Regions from separate parts of the Mus musculus genome. Here region 1 is linked to region 2. A link is a loop called in an ENCODE intact Hi-C map of the cell type or tissue named here. Cell type or tissue: left cerebral cortex. All regions are shown on one strand.

The links. A loop is a pair of places that touch in the nucleus more often than their neighbours do. Peaks named below come from ENCODE experiments on the same cell type or tissue, not always from the same donor. Only the 100,000 strongest peaks of a DNase experiment are listed, where the experiment ranks them.
Region 1: a loop joins it to region 2, with 4 times the contacts of the local background. A loop is called at or near these places in 2 of 42 quality-filtered maps.

Annotation. Positions count from the first base shown.
Region 1 is chr2:157,343,352-157,351,351 of GRCm38, forward strand. It overlaps Ghrh (growth hormone releasing hormone), which reads right to left and starts at 3,304. Exons shown (of 5, transcript NM_010285.3): 1 at 3,221-3,304. In left cerebral cortex, no CTCF peak of the experiment used is centred here; DNase peaks (open chromatin) are centred at 4,213, 4,623, 6,002 and 6,194; H3K27ac peaks cover 2,353 bases.
Region 2 is chr2:157,427,170-157,435,169 of GRCm38, forward strand. The region is part of intron 1 of Src (Rous sarcoma oncogene); the gene reads left to right. Among named protein-coding and RNA genes, the nearest start is that of Src, 6.9 kb to the left of the region's middle. In left cerebral cortex, a CTCF peak has its summit at 3,245; DNase peaks (open chromatin) are centred at 115, 2,830, 4,036, 4,726 and 3 more places; H3K27ac peaks cover 6,647 bases.

The DNA.
Region 1 (8,000 bases), 84 kb before region 2:
GGACCTGCCCTGGTGGAGCTTCCACTTTAGACAGGAAGGCAAGCAGAAAATTGCTTACAGTGTGACAGGCACACTTGCTGCTCCCTCTGTGACAGAAGAGTGTTTAGTGCTCTCCGAGCTGAGTGCGCGCAGGCTCAGGTTGTCAGCCAGCAGCAGGGGCTTTGTGAAGGGTGTGGCTTTGAGACCTGGCCTCAGAGAGAAGTGAGAAAATAGGTCCCTGAGAGCTAAGTCCAGGGGCGTGACTTACTGTGGCTGGAGGGAAGGCCCTCGGATCTTTCCTGTATGTGTACTTGTGTAGGTGTGTAGGTTCCTGTGTGTTGCAGGTGTGTGTGTGTGTGTGTGTGTGTGTGTGTAGAGGCTCATGTATATCGAAGATGCACAGGTATGCACACACATGGGCAGAAGCCAGAGGTTAGAGGTCAGTGTCAGGGCTTTTCCCCCATCACTTCCCCGCTTTTACTTCCTAAAATATAGGCTTTAAAAGAATTATAGAGGGGTGATGGTGGCATGTGCCACCTTTAGTCTCAGCACTCGGGAGGCAGAGGCAGGCAGATCTCTGCCTCTGAGGCCAGCCTGATCTACATACTGAGTTTTAGGACAGCCAGGACTAGGTAGAGGGCCCCTGTCTCAAATATATGTGCAAGTATCTGTGGAGGCCAGAAAAAAGCATTATATTCCCTATAATTAGTTACAAGTAGCTGTGAGCTGCCCAATGTGAGGGATAGGTGGGAACTGAACCCAGGTCCTTTGCAAGAAGAACAAGCACTCTCAACTGCTGGGCCATCTCTCTAGGCTCTCTACTTTATTCTCCAAGACATTCTTTTTGAACCTGGTGTTTACCAATTCCACTGGATCGGCTGGTCAGCAAAGTCGCCGGGAATTAAACTTACAGGGATGCTGTTTGACCTAGATTCTGGGGATCTGAGTCCCAGTGCTCAGACTTACATAGCTAATTCCCAATTGAGCGCCGTGTCGTCTGGTCCTTTGTGTGCTTCTCGGATGGATTGATTGATTCCTAATTCAACTGTTTAGGGTAGGGCCTAGGATTCTGGAGTATTAATCAAGGCCCTGATTTATTTTGATATGAACCTGGGTTTGTGGCTCCACCAGCAGGAAATATAGATAATTTAGACTAAGCTATGCAGGATATCAAATGCCACACTAAGGAAGTTAGTCATTTCTTGTTCTCCACAGAGAGAGGCCACTGGAGGCTCTAGAAGCCTGGTGGGATGGTTTGGGAGGCAGAACATTGGCAGCAGCCTGAAGGAAATGAATCCAGTCAGGAAGCCCAGGCCAGTGAGCCTAGGGCCTGAAGCAGTGCAAGGGTGGAAGGTAACTAAGGGAGGCTCCGCAAGATGAGTATAGGCTAGACCAGCACAGCCTGGACCATCATAGCCTGGACCAGCACAGCCAAGACCAGCACAGCCTGGACCAGTACAGCCTTGCCGAGCATAGCAGAGCAGCCAGGTGAGAGAAGTGAAGGGAAAGGATGCCCACTGAGTCTACGGATGACTGCAGGGAGGGTCAGGATGCTTGTGGGGATCAAGGAAGGGATGGGAGCACCATTTGCACATGTTGGGATTGGAGTATCATGAGACCTCCAAGAAACCCTGGGGACCAGGTGGCTGGGTCTGGTCCAGATCTTGGAAGTGAGAGTTGCTTCTCTAAGCTGCCTCCTTCTTCCCTCCCTTCCTTCCTTGAAGGGCACAGGAGTCAGAAGCAGGGTGGGGATGGGGAGACCTTGGTAAATTTACACCTACCTTCAAGACAGTGGAAGTGGATGTAGAAAAAGGGAATCCAGGCCAGTGAGATGGCGCAGCAGATAAAGGTGCTTCCCACGCAGACCCAAGCACTTCCATTCCATCCCTGGGACCCGCATAAGTTAGAAGGAGAGGGGGCAGCCCTGCAAAGTTGTCCTCTGACCTCTACACACACACTAATAACAAAGTCAAAAGGGCTGGAGAGATGGATCAGTGGTTAAGAGCACTGACTGCTCTTCCGAAGGTCCTGAGTTCAAATCCCAGCAATCACATGGTGGCTCACAACCATCTGTAATGGGATCTGACTCCCTCTCTCTTCTGGAGTATCTGAAGAGAGCTACAGTGTAATTACATAAAGATATAAAAGGAAGGAAGGAAGGAAGGAAGGAAGGAAGGAAGGAAGGAAGGAAGGAATTGAAAAGATCCCAGGGAGGAAGCAGCTGCTCTGTCAGCCTGGACCCAGAGGAGCAGATGCTCATCCCATAGAGATGGGATCTCAAAACTAAGATTCTCTTCTTGTCTGAGTCTCCCAGAGGCAAACCCCACCCTCAGGTTCACAACATCCAGATCTGAAGCCTGGGGGGTGAGAGGGAGAAGAAACAAATGGGTCCCTGCAAGAGAGGAGGGCAACTGCTTAGTGGGAGAACCCCGACGGAGCATCCCTGGGGTCCCGGGTTCCACCCTCAGCACCAGAAAAGGAATGAAGATCCGTGAGAGAAAGCCGGAGGAGACTGACAATTTCAGCGAGCAATTGTGGTGTTTGTCATCTCCCTCACTGGACTGTTTTGAAGCAAATCCCAGACTGGTAAATATTTCAGCACGTATCTCAAGCAAGAGAAGGGTTCTTTCTTTAACAGAGTCACAATCCCATTATCATCCTTTAAGGAAAGAAAGAGTCTAACGGTAATTCCTATAGAGGGCAATTTGACGAAGCCTCAGAATGGAAGCCAGGCCAACGGTCCTTAAGCCACAGCCATCACAAACCCATGATAAGGAATTTAAATTCTCCCAAGATAATTATAGCCAAGGTGAAGAGGAGATTGGAAAGGCAGGGATTTTAGAAGCTTTTGGGGGGGGGGCCTGGGAAGGAAATGTTATTTTAAAGGGTGGTGGGAATGAGGTATAGAAACATTTGTAGAACATAAAAGAAAAACGGTTTTCTTGATTCCATTTTTCTCACCCAGGGGCCTTTAGTCATAAATAAGAAACGGGTACCAGGTCTGAAGTGAACCAAATCAGATAAAAATAACAAAAGAGGAATGGCTAAATGCAACAAAAGAGATGGACCCAGCTCATTTCCCACCCAGGCTATGCAGTTCCGTGCACTTCACAAGGAAGGGTATTTAGCCATATTGCTGTTCATCAGAGGTCTGTGAACTCCTATGAACCAATTAGTGAGGATATTGTCCCTCAGTAGCGGCAGCAGGAGAGCTAGGTTCAAAATTTACATGTCTACTTACTCTGTGATGTTGTGGGAGCCAGATGAGCAGGGAGCCGCAACCAGGAGAGACCTGCGACCTGGAGAGCCGGCCTGGATCACCAGTGATGCCCAGGCCCTGACGATCTCATCTTAAGGCCAGCAGGAGCAGGACTCCTCCTTCTCTGCCCTGGGCCTGTATGTTCCAGAGCACGTACATGGCCTTTTGGCTCCACTTCTGCTACTCTGAGGTAGTCATCACCAGTTTTCGGGTTATAGGTTAAATTTCCTCTCTGAGTAAGGTCATGTCCAGATAGCAAGCACCTCAGGTCCTTTTCATGCAAATAAAATATTCCCTTCACTGTGGCCTTGGCCAGTGATGCACATTCTCTCTGAGTGCCCCTACTCACTCCCCAAAAGTTTAAATAGCATTTGTGCTCCTCAACTGAATGAGTTGCTCAGTAAAGCCTGCCTCCAGAGTCTGTTCGTTTTGTTTTGTTTTGTTTTGTTTTGTTTTGTTTTGTTTTGTTTTTTCAAGACAGGGTTTCTCTGTGTAGCCCTGGCTGTCCTAGAACTCACTCTGTAGACCAGGCTGGCCTCGAACTAAGAAATCTGCCTGCCTCTGCCTCCCAAGTGCTGGGATTAAAGGCATGCACCACCATTGCCCAGCCAGAGTCTGTTCTTGTTGGGCTCACAACAGCCTGAGGTTTCTATCACCTCCAGCCATTCCTGCCTTGATTTCCCATTTAGGCCACCAGTCAATTCCCTGGCATCGTGCCAATCAGGGAAGAGGAGCAGGTGGCACTGTTACTCTTTAATATTGGGCAAGTTAGAGCCTCTCTCTGAACTGATTTGTGAACCGAAGGTGGTAGACTCCAGATTTGATGCGCCAATAAACTACCTAATAAAGCGGTGTGCAGCTCCTGGGGTTCAGAACGTGTTCCTGGGACTTGGCTCGGTGTTCCGTGGCATCTGCAGAACGCTCCAATAAGCTCAATGAAAGGTGCCATGGAGACGCCTTGTGCTTATTATGCCGGTTCGTGCCTTGGAAAACAGTCAGGACTGTATTCTACGGACCCCTGGAAAGAAAACGGAAGGCAGCCCTTGGGGAGCCCCTAGGAGGTGGCTAGGAAGGCGTGCTGTCCGGATGCCGCTTCCAGCCATCCACAGATGGGCTGGGTTGCCCAAAGCCCAGGAAACAAATTGAACAAATCAGCTAAAATGACTGTCCAGTGTCCCGTTTCCACACACCATGGCACAGAAAGGGATTTGGTGGGTGGTTGCCAGGGACCGGGGACTGCAATGAAGCTAGAAGAGCGGGGCCTGACCGAGCATGCCGGATGTTGCTGTCCTCTGTTTCTGGATCCTGGGACAGGGGCCTGTGGAATTGTGTATGTCCAGAGCCTTAAGAACTGGTGTTGGAGAGGAGCCAGACAGAGTAGGCGAGAAACAAAACAGACTCTGTCCTATGTGCAGAAGAGAAGCCCTTTTCCCGAGTGAGTCTTGCTTCTGACAGGCTGCGGCATCTGGAGAGAGGAGACTCGACTCCAGCTGCTCCTGCTTCTATTTCTAGTTCCTCCAGTGGGCCTCGCCGGCTCCCATCACCAGGTCTCTTGCTCATCCAGCCCTCATCCAGGAAGGCAGCTAGCTCTTTGTCCCTGCCAGCCTCTGCTTAGAGCTTGGTGCTGACCGCTGCCCTCCCCTGCCTGCCTGTTTCCAACAAACTGCTGCATTTCAGACCCTTAAAAACAAAACAAAGCTGTACTGGCCACCACAGCTCTTTATGTACTTGTCTCTTCTTTTAATTTAAAAATTAAAATTTTATTTACTTTTATTTTTTAGTTTCTAACCTTTGTCTTTCCTCCTTTCTCTCTCTCTCTCCCCTCCCCCTTTCTTTTCTTTTCTTTCTTTCTGCCTTCCTTTCTTTCTTTCTTTCTTTCTTTCTTTCTTTCTTTCTTTTTTCTTTTTTTAAATCCCTTTGAGACAGAGTCTCACGTAACCCAAGCTGGCCTCAAACTTGCTTTGCAACCAAAGATGACCTTTAAGTTATGATTTTAATGACCCCTCCCTCCACTCCTCTGGCTGCTCCACCATGCTGGGTTGGGGATGGAACCCAGAGCTTCATGCTTTATAGGGGAATCACATCCTCACCCCTGGTTTTTGTTGTTTTGTTTTGGATTCAGGTATCACTGACCTGGTGATCCTCCTGCCTCAGTTGCTCGTGCTGAGGCTTGACTGTGTTTCTACTCAACAAGCTGTGTGTGTTGAACCGGGCTGGGTTTTGGACTTGTTGGCTCTCACATCCTTTTCTGTAGAAAATTAGAATCCTGTTGAAGCCAATGATGGTTCCCGAAGACAGCTTCTGACACTTCCGAGTTCTCTCCAGCCAGCTCTAGCCCTTCCTTATTTATACTTGTGATGGACAGCTAGCTGCTTTCTCTCTGGCCCAGTGGTCTATGTTGGTCATCCCTACAGTGAGCCAGCTGAATGAAAGAGTTCTAGCAAGAACAGGTAGGCACCCACCAGTTTTCCCACCCACTTGTCTATATGGCAGCCTGTAGGTCTCTGCTTTGGAAGCTGCCCTGAAAGCCCTTGGCTCACAAGGTATCTGCCGGATAACTCTTGTAGGGATGTTGGGACCTTGTGGCACTTGGTAATAGAGGAGACCAGTGGAGTGGAGTAGTTGTGTCTAGGGCGAGAGGAGGCTGGAGCACTCCACTCACAGAGCCCAGCACAGATCCATCAGGACAGTGGCTTTTCAAATGTGGTCCCAGCTGGCGCTCTGTGCACTTCCTGGGAACTGGGTCAGAGCACCACACACATCAGACCTACTGGAGCAGAAAGTGATGGCTGAACTCGCCCCCGGCACTTGAGATGCCTGCCCAGGTTTCTGACCCTCTGCTCTCTGCTCATCCCTCCAGCATTAAGACAGGTTTCAGCCCAGAAAGGTCACCCTGCTGCTTTTTCTCACCCTTGAGCATCTTCTCTCTCGCGGCAGCCGGTCTGCAGATTACTGCTATTTGCTTTCCTTTAAAATGTTTCAGAATTGAAAATGAGCTTATCAGAGGTTATTACATTACCATGGCAACCTGGCAGCCGACAACAAAGAAGCAGGCAGCGCACGTAGCTATCGGTCTCAGTGGCACTAAAGTAATTGTGGATTTTCTTACCCAGAGGTCACTGTATGTAGATATAGCCTCTGGTTCTCCTGTCTCATCCTCCTTTTCCCCCTTTTCCTCTTTGGCCCTTGAGTCCTCTGTCATCTTGCTGTAAGCAACACATGTTCTAATTCTTCCAGATTCTCCCAGAGGCTAATGTATGTAGCATCTCCTTTGAAAATAATAATATCATTGTTCGAGAGGCTGATGAGAAGAGGAATGGTGACTGAATTTTTTTCCTCACATGAATGGCATATGCAAATTTTCTTGGACTGGAAAGATGTCTCAGAGGTTCGCAGCACTTAATGTTTCCTGAGGACCCAAGTTCAGTTCTCAGCACCCTTGCCAAGTGGCTCACAACTGCCTGTGACAGTTCCAAGGGACTCACACCCTCTTCTGGTACACACACACACACACACACACACACACACACACCAATTAAGATTTAAAAATAAGCTGGGCACGCAGTAATGATGTACGCCTTTAATCCCAGCACTTGGGAGGCAAACGCAGGCAGATTTCTGAGTTCGAGGCCAGCCTGGTCTACAGAGTGAGTTTCAGGACAGCCGGGGCTACACAGAGAAACCCTGTCTCAGAAAAAAAAAACAAAAAACTTATAAATATTTAATTTGTTTTCTTAGCCTGATTAATATATATCCTGCAGGAACATTTATGAATACAATATAAAAATCAAGTGGTATGAAATGACATACATTAAATGTGAGACACATTTCTGTAATCTCAGCACTTGGGAAGCAGGGGGAGATTAGGATTTCAATTCTAGCCTTAGCTGGCCTGGGCTGCATGAGACCTCGTCTCTACAACACAGAATAATACATAACAAAATAAAATAAACGGGCCAAATCTTGGGCTGGGTGTGATGGTGCTCATCTGTAACCCCAGTCCTGGGGGAGTTGAGCCAGGAGGACCAGACTGGACTATATGGCCAGAGTCCCTCTAACCAGACAAAGCAACCCCATGAAGTCTCGTCCAGACTGTAGGTGCTAAGTCTCCTTCCTGGAAAGGCCCTTTCCCTATTTCTTGGTCATCCTTGCTGGGTTCCTGTGTGCTCTGTGAGGATGTTCCTCTACCTCCTGTACCTGGCTCCTTTCCTTCAATTTACCTTAAGGATCCTTCCTTCTCCAGCATTCAGAACTGCCTCCCGCTTCCTGGTTTATGCTTTTCTGTGTTTAGACAGAATCTCACTGCAGTTCAAGCTGCTCTCAAACTCAAAATCCTCCTGTCTCAGCTAGTATTACAGGCACATATCACCACACTTGGCCTAGTCCATACATTTTATAAGCTACATGGTCCACAGTAAAGATGCCCCACCATCTGTCGAACAGTCCCCTGTGGGTGAATGTGTGAGCTGTTTCAGGTCTTTCCTTATTGATAATTTTGTTCTCATTTTTATAGCTGGAAAACCTGTGACTCAGAGAAAGAAGTGCCCTGTTAACATTTTCAGAGAAAATATAGGCATCCTCTGCATTGCTTAGCTACAAAATATAAAAATAAAGGTAGAAGCCAGGCATGGTGACACACGCCTTTCATCCCGCACTCGGGAGGCAGAGGCAGGCAGATTTCTGAGTTCAAGGCCAGCCTGGTCTTCAGAGTGAGTTCCAGGACAGCCAGGACTACACAGAGAAACCCTGTCTCGAAAAACCA
Region 2 (8,000 bases):
GTCTTTGGGTCCTTCATTGTCTCTTTCTGAGATTTGGTTTCTTCATCCCTGAACGGCCAAGCATCTCTCCCTTTCCAGAGAAGGCTCTGTGCCCGGCATTAGTTAGTTAATGTACAGAAAGTGGGACCTGTTTGCTGTATGTGGCATCGGGAAGTCTGTTAGTGTCTCTGGGCTCAGCCTTGCCATCTGTGCGGCTTTGGCTGGCATGGGTCTAACCGTCCCAGCTTGAGCAGGGCTTGCTAGAAGAGGATGCTTGCAGCAAAGGACAGGGGTGTGCTGGGTCACTGTGAGCCCTGGCATCTCTGTGCCACAAAGCTGGGCTGGGGAGTGTGCACAGGAGATGGTCTGGCTTTCTGGATATAAACCATAAGACCTAGAGAGAGAAGGTTACTTGCCTAGGGTTTCCTAGGTGACAGCCAGGGATGGGCTATAGGGCTCTGAATTCCACATTTATAATCTGGTGCTCTTGGAGTCTTAAAGCCCTGCAGAGGCCCCACTGTGAACTACAGCTGCAGTTTGAAGTCCTCCTGCCCCTCTGTGGCCCATCAGACTTCACAGCATCTCAGGCCTCCTGTGCATTTTCCATCTCTCTAAGGAAAACCTTTCTGGCTCTCTGGGGAAGGGCCCCATCGCCTTTGAGGGGCCTCAGTTTCTTCATCTATAAAGGACAGCAGTGACTCATGGCTCCCTGGATGTCCCAAGAGGATGGACACGGGGTACTTCACACATCAGGACTTAATAAATGTGGGCAGGGCAGAGCCAGACCTAGGCTGAGGTCTGGCCTCCTCTAGCGCAGGTGGTTCATGCCCTGTGACACACGGGTGAAACTGTAAAATGGACTTGGAGCTAACAGGGCCAAGGAGAAGCTGGAATCCCATCCTTTTAGGGAGACCTGTTGTCCAAGGCCTCATTCCACTGGGAAGCCTAGAGTCAAGTCACAGCCTCTTTCCTATGCTAATCCTAATGCTTACTCTATTGACACTCATTGTACAATTCATGTTTCCTCTTCTCTGGCTCAGACAAGAAGTCCTGACTCCAGTTTCATAGGCTGAAGTGCTGTGTCGAGCCGCGTTCTGAGGTCCAGTGTTGACTTCATGGGAAACAGTGCTGTGATAGATTCATAATGTCTGCTCCGGACAGAAGCTTAGCAAGCATTATCTGTGTGCTATGAGTTTGTCATTCCTGATCTGTCCAGACTTTCTTTCTTCCCTGTGTGTGTATGTGGGTGCCATGGGAGGTGGGAATGAAGGAGAAAGACCCAGGGCAAGTTGGCCAAGCTAGGACTGTCCCCACCAGTCAGCCTGCCTGTGAGCATGGCGCTTGTGGCTAGCCTGACTAAGGGACTAGGCAGTTAGGGAGAATCCCAGAGCAGGAAGCCAGAAGCCCTGTGTTTCCATTCCTTGCTATGGGACTTTGGGCCAGTGACTTCCCCCTAGGACTACTGAGAGTTCTAGAAAGAAGAAGCTGGAAGCGAGAAGAAATTGAAAGATTGTGGTTTGTTTCTTCCTGTTCTGGTCCCTAGAGTCCTCACTACAGGACCCTGCCTGGGGTTCGGTGGGGCAGGGGATGTCCCGGATGGCTGGAGGGTGTCCGCTAGCTATTGGTGATGGTAGACGTGGATCTTTAGGCATCCTTGGGCTGCTGGACCGTGCAGCCAGCACAACTGAAATGGATACTGGGGGCTGGACCCATGGTTGCAGTAGCATCAGGAAGCGTGGGAATCCTGCTAGGGCCTGATAGCTTCTCCCAGGCCACTCTGCCCAACTTGTGGCCTCTGCTTGAGTTTATCTGATGTCAGTATCCACACGTTAGGTTCTCCAGAGCTGGACCACAGCCGAGTGACCCACTGTATCTGTTTCCTGTCCTGAAGTGGGTGGAACTTTTATTCCTACTATGTGGAAGAAGAGCGGGCGCTCCGAGAAGTTAAGGTGGCTGTAGCCATCCAGCTAGTGAGATATGGGTCTGGATGTCTGCAGTCTCGGGGACTGTGGGTATCTGGTTCCTGCTGAGTGTCCCCACCGCGGCTTGTATCTCTTTTAGGCAGAGTACAGGTTCCCTGACTTCTTGGGTTTGTAATCGTGGCTGGTGGGTATTCGATGGTCCAGTTGCATGATCTCCTGGTAGTGGTAAGGCCTAGGAAGGCAGTTGGCTCTGGGTCTGAATTCTGACATGGCAGCCCTTTTGCTGAATCTGGAGGTGGGGAAGATGACTGCTCTGTGCCTCAGTTTCCCCAATCTGTGTAGCTCTAGCATATCTCTGAGAAGGTGGCCTGTCTATCGGGCGTGCTAGTATGTGTCCAGTGCTTGGGTGTTTTCATGCTGTGAGGGAAGGTGATTCTGTGGTGAGCCAGAAAGGCAAATTGATCTGGAAGCCCTCTGGGCTGGCATCAGCGGCCTTGGTCTGTGGTTATCTTGGCCTGTGCATCTAGGAAGGATTGCATTGATTGCAGCCTGCCAGCTCCATCTAGCTACTTCGAGGCCGGCTCCCACCCCTCCTTATCCCTCTTAGAACCTGATCACATGTCCATTCCATGACCTACAGTGCCCAAGAATCTCCTTACCTTGTGGGGGTCCTCCCTATGAGGTATCTGTTATCTGGGCAGTGGGTGCTTCCCATGCTGGCCTGGGTACAAGCTACGTTTCCCTTGTTTCTGGAGGCAAATGGAGGCTCAGAGAGGGGCCGGGCCTCTGCATGTCTCCTGGAGATGTCCCCAACCCAGACAGTTCCTTCCTCAGGCCCAGCCTTTCTTCTCTGTTGTGTCTCTTTTGTGGGTTACGCCGCAGGCGCTCTGAGCCACTGGCTGGTTTCCTGTCTGCTTTCGCCTGTACAGGTCCTGCATTCCTGGGATGGTCCCCTGTTCTGTTATTGGGGCTGTGTCTGACACAAGGTCTTGCTCTAGAGCCTCGATTGAGCTGGAACTCATCTTGTGGCCCAGACTGACCCAAGTGACCTCCTACTTCTGTTTTCTGAGAACTGCAATTCCAGGATCCTCCATCACAGCTGGCTTGGTACCCTACTGTTGAGCAAGCTCTCCAGGAGCTAAAGTATCCCTGGCTCTCCCCTCACCTTCTGTCTTTCCCCTGCGCCTCCTCTACCCTTTCTCTGTCATCCCTCGAGGCTCCATCCATGGCAGACCCCACCTCCAGGCTGGTTTTCTCTGCTTCTAAGGGAATATGTGGTAATTACCACTCCCAAGGGTACAGCACTTTATAGTTTACAAAGCACTTCTATGTAGTTACCTGTGCACCCCAGCAGGGCTGTGAGGGAGACAGAACCCAGAGATCACCTTCATTTGACAGATGAGGAAGCCGGCCTCAAGTTGGGCACCTGTTGGGTGCTCTCCCTGCTGGGGCAGCTAGGACACCCCTATTCTCCTGAGTCTTGAGTCTGTCTTCCCCTATGAGTGCCTAGATGGATCAGAGAGGTTAAGTGACTTGCCTGGGGTCACACAGTACTGAAGAGGTGAAAGTCGGAAGTTTCTTCTAAGGATTCAGTGAGAGGCAGATCATGCCCATCTACCCACCTGTCTGAAGAGACCCTCTCAGGTGGCTGGATGATTGGCAGGAGACAAGGTCTCACTGAGATGGCTCCTCCATCTGTCACCCTGGGCAGGGTGGGACTCCTGTACTGCCCAAGTGGCCCTGCTGTGCCCTGTGGACTTTGCTCTGAGCTGTACCTAGTCCCTAAGGGAGGCTGAAGCTGGCCCTGCCCCACCTGCCCCTGCTGGCCATCCAGGTAAATGGCTTCTCCCTTGTCCCTGTCAGGAGGCCGCAGCTTTTCCTCTTGGACTGGCTCCCTTATACCAGTAGGAAGTTTGTCCTTGGTGGTCAAGGTGGCAGAAAGAGGAGACTGTCTGGGCAGGGAATGGTGTGATGGAAGGGTTGCTGGTGGGGCAGCCTGGGACCCACAGGGGCCTTGTGGGTAGGATGGGTTCTCAGGATTTGCATCCTTCACCCTCCCCCCACCCCTCCAGGTGTTCCCAAGGCCCGGAACCAGATGAGCCACTGTTCTATTTGGGGACAATTCTGCTGTTCCCATTTCAATCCTGTGCCCTAGTTTTAGAAGCAACGTGGGTTTGGTTACCAGTTGGCCATTTGCAGGCAGCTCATTCCCCCCAACTCCCCAAACTCTGCCCACACCTTAGCTCCATGGGCATCGTGGTCAGAATAGGCCTTGGCTACCTTTGGTGTTGCCTGGGCCTCTGCTCCTGGGCTCCTGGCAATGTCTATGATTAGCAGCTGATGGTGTCAGAGCCAGGGACAGGATGTAGACCTGGTGGGGTGGGGTGGGGGAGGGGCACAGGAGGCTGCTCCAGGTTTCTGAGGGGAGATGTACTCTGGAGGACAGAGCATTGTGATCAGTCTAAGGGGCACTGAAAGCAATGCTCTGGAGCCAGTTACAGACCCTGCTGACCCTGCTGTTTTCTCTGCTGTGAGCTAGGTACCACAGGAGTGATGGCAGCCTAACAATGCCAAGGAGGGTTCGGAAAGGAAAGTCACCCAGGTCTTCAAGGGTGAGCAAGAGATCCTGAGAAGGAGAAGCACCGGTGAGGGCATGCTAGACAGTGGGAACCCAGGAAGTAAAGTGTGTGCATGCGTGCGTGCGTGCGTGTGTGCCTGCAGGAGTGTGCATGTGCGTGCTCGCATGCATGCATAGCCTGGGGCTGTGGAGCTTTGGTTCATCCTGCACACTCGGAGTGTTGTGGGAGTAAGGCAGGCAAAGTGGTGGAGAACAGAGAAGGATGAAGTGGAGCTGGGGCTTTGTCAGGGGTCAGAGCTCCTGACTGGGCCGAGGACAGAGGCCAGCCTTCTGAGGAGCCGCATCAGGGCCTTGTGATGTAGCCTGTGAGCTTGTTATGAGCCCTGCAAGATGGGGTTGGACCCGGTGCCCTCTGTGGACACCCCAAGCATACGCTGTTTACACACAGCCTTATGGGATGGGAGGCCCCTGCGAAGATGGGTGTGTCTAGTTCTGTGGGTCATGCCTGGTTCAGGCAGTGTAGCCTTGCTGCAGTAGCCCAGGGAGTCCTGCTGAGTGGCTGTGTCTGGGATATCAAGAATGGGGGTTGGGGAGGGCAGAGAGGGTTGTCACAGTTCTCTCTTACTGCATCTCTTGGTAAAACTGCCCCTCAGGAAATGGGGGGAATTCTATGGTGGGTACCCCAGGCACCTAAGGTGGACTCTGGTCCAGGTCCCAGCTTCCTTCCTTTTGGATGAGCCTCCCAGGCACAGTCTACCCTCTCTTAGGCTCCTGATGGTCTGAGAGCACTCTACTCTGGGACCAACAGGTCTGGCTTTGAAACTTCACATCGATTCCAGCTGAGAGAGCTTGACTAAGGGAGTTTGCCTTCCCGAGCCTCAGTTTCTCCCCTCACAGAAATAGAGGCTGTCCTCTGGAGGGTTGTATCCAGAGTTGTACAGTCCTGGGAGAGCCTGGCTCAGAGCCACGGCCTTGCTGGGCTGCCAAGGGGCAGCTTCCGGGCGCCCTCAGCTCTTAGCTCCAAGGACAAAGCCCCTTTGTGGGGAGACAGATGGAGCCTGGGAGCCCCCTCCCTGGGGAGCAGGGCTGTGTGTTCCTCCTCTGCACGCCATCCCTTGGGAGAAGGAGCTTTCTGAGGTCAAGGGTGGGAACCCAGCGGGGTGCACAAGCTGGCTGTTCTGACTGGGAAGCTCGGTGTCTCTTTCTGTCTCAGCCAGTACTCGGGGGTCCCAGGCATCCCTGGAGCCTACTGTGGGTTCCCTGCACATCCAACATTCATCCTTCCATTTAGCCATCCGTCTTTCTGTTTGTCCTTCTTCCTTCCGTCCTTTTCCCCAGGCACTTTCCCCTTACTGGGCCTGTGCTCTTTGGCTACACCATCTGTTCTGTTCTGAAGGTGTTCATAACTGTCCCAGCTATGCACAGGGAGTGTTAATGCAACACTTACCAGCAAGTGTCCGCTGGGAGTGAGTAGAAGTGGCCCTGTCCTCATCCCGAGATTGCTGCCATAAGAGTGAAGGTTCAGGCCAGGAAAGAGGAATGGAGGCCCTCTGGAAGGGTTGAGGGGTCCTTAAGTCCCCTGGAAAGGTTGCTTTTGAACTGAGACTGGGAGAGAGGAGAGTTGGCTGGGGTGCGGCCATTGAAATGCCTATTGGAGCAGGAGACATGCGTCCTGAAGACCCAAGGAAAATGAGGGAGTCATGGAGAATGGAGGGGAGGGGTGGAGTAAACTCTGGGCAGAGAATGACCTGTGCTAGGGCTCTGAGGCAGGAGCAGCATGTGCAAGGGTCCTGGGGCAGGAGCATGCTGTTTCCGGGGGTGGGGGATGGGGTTGTGTGTTCAACTGACCTGTGCACTGGAGGGAAGTGAGGGGAAGGTGAGGGCTTGTGTGGTTCCCCAGTGGGGACTCCGGGCCTTTTGTTTAGGGAGTAAGACCCATGAGGAGGTCACAGGCTGAAGGGTTCAGCTCAGCATCTCTGCTCCAGAATGATGGTGCATGGGAAAGAAAGGGAAGTGGGTTCAGGGCGTTCAGGCAGTGTTTGGAGCTGGGACTGACAAGGTCTGGAACCAGGCTACTGAGGGTAGGAAACCAAGGCTAAGCATGGCTTCTCCATGGCCAGGATCACAGTGGGGCAGGGCTAGGTTTGGGCTCTCAGGGCCAAGGTGACCTATGGCATTATATAGACCCTGGCTCCCAAATCCCAGACAGCAATATTAAAGTACACCCATTTCTGCCTTGGGAAATGGAGTCTGCCCAGTATGTCTCTGGGCTTGAGAAAGCTTGACTCCAACCTGCTATGGGAGCTGAACCTCAGTTTCCATTTGCTGTTCATGGTGTCTCCTTCCCAGCCCTGAGGGGAAGGCCTCCACATTGCAGGTGTGTGACGGCCTGCCCATCCACAGCCCGGCTGGAGCAGGGCTGGCGCTTTCAATATCTCAGCACCTTGGGGTCAAAGGTTCCTGCAATCAGAGCCAAAGCGTCTCTCCACCTGGGGAAGCAGCCCAGAAGGGCACCACAGTTTGCAGGAGGCCTCCTAACCTGGCAGAACAGGTCAGCACTGTGAATCAGGTCGCTTACAGCCTAGTCCCGGCCTCCTCCCACCCCCTCCCGGCTCAGCTCACTTCCTGGCTTCGTCCTCTCTCTCTGCACAGGCAGGGGTTCGCAGCCTCTTGACATTGTAACACAACATTGTCTCTATGTGGCTCACGCTCCAAGGAGTCTTTTGAATTCTAAAAACAAACAAAACAGGTATGTGTGTGTGAAATCTTGCTGAAAGTAAGTTACAACTTTGTGTGAGGTTGCATCCTGGCTGGCTTGGGGCTCTGCAGCCTGAGGCGTGCAGGTCAGGGGCTGAGATCCTGCAGTGAGCAACAGGGCCAGTCTGTCTGTCCTGGGCTTGAGGTGTGAGCCCCACTTTTCACTTACTTAGCTTGTATCGTCCCTCCATCAGGGCCAGCTGGAGCCTGCAGGCTCTCCCCAGTGGCACTGGCAGAGCCGGTTTGAGGCTTTTCAGCCCCCAGCATGCCTGTACTGAGAATGCAGGACCAGGCGTGTTCTGGCAGCCGGGGCCCTTGGATCAGCTCCCCCCCAACCCCCACTCCTGCTTCACTCCTTACTCGGCAGACGCCCTCCCCCCACCTCCCACCCAGCTCCTGGCCCAGGCCTGTGCTGGGTGGAGCTTGGGGATTGGAGTTGCTTTCTATTTTACATTGCCTGAGTAAGTTGAGTGGTCAGAGCCTCTGCTGGGGCTTCATGCAGGGAGAGCAGGGGTGGGGCTTAGCCTTTGGGGATGGATAGACCTGTGGCCTAGGCTACCTCTTCTTCCTGGGGAGGCCTAGGTGGGTCCACCACCTACCTAACCACCCAACCACCTGTCCATCTACCTGTCTGTCCACTCATCTACCCTGCTGTCTTCCATCTGTCTGTCTATCCGTCCATCCATACATCCACCTACTTTTCCTGCCTGAGGACTCCAGTGGGGCCCATCCATATTCACATCTACCCATTTCCCTACCCGTCT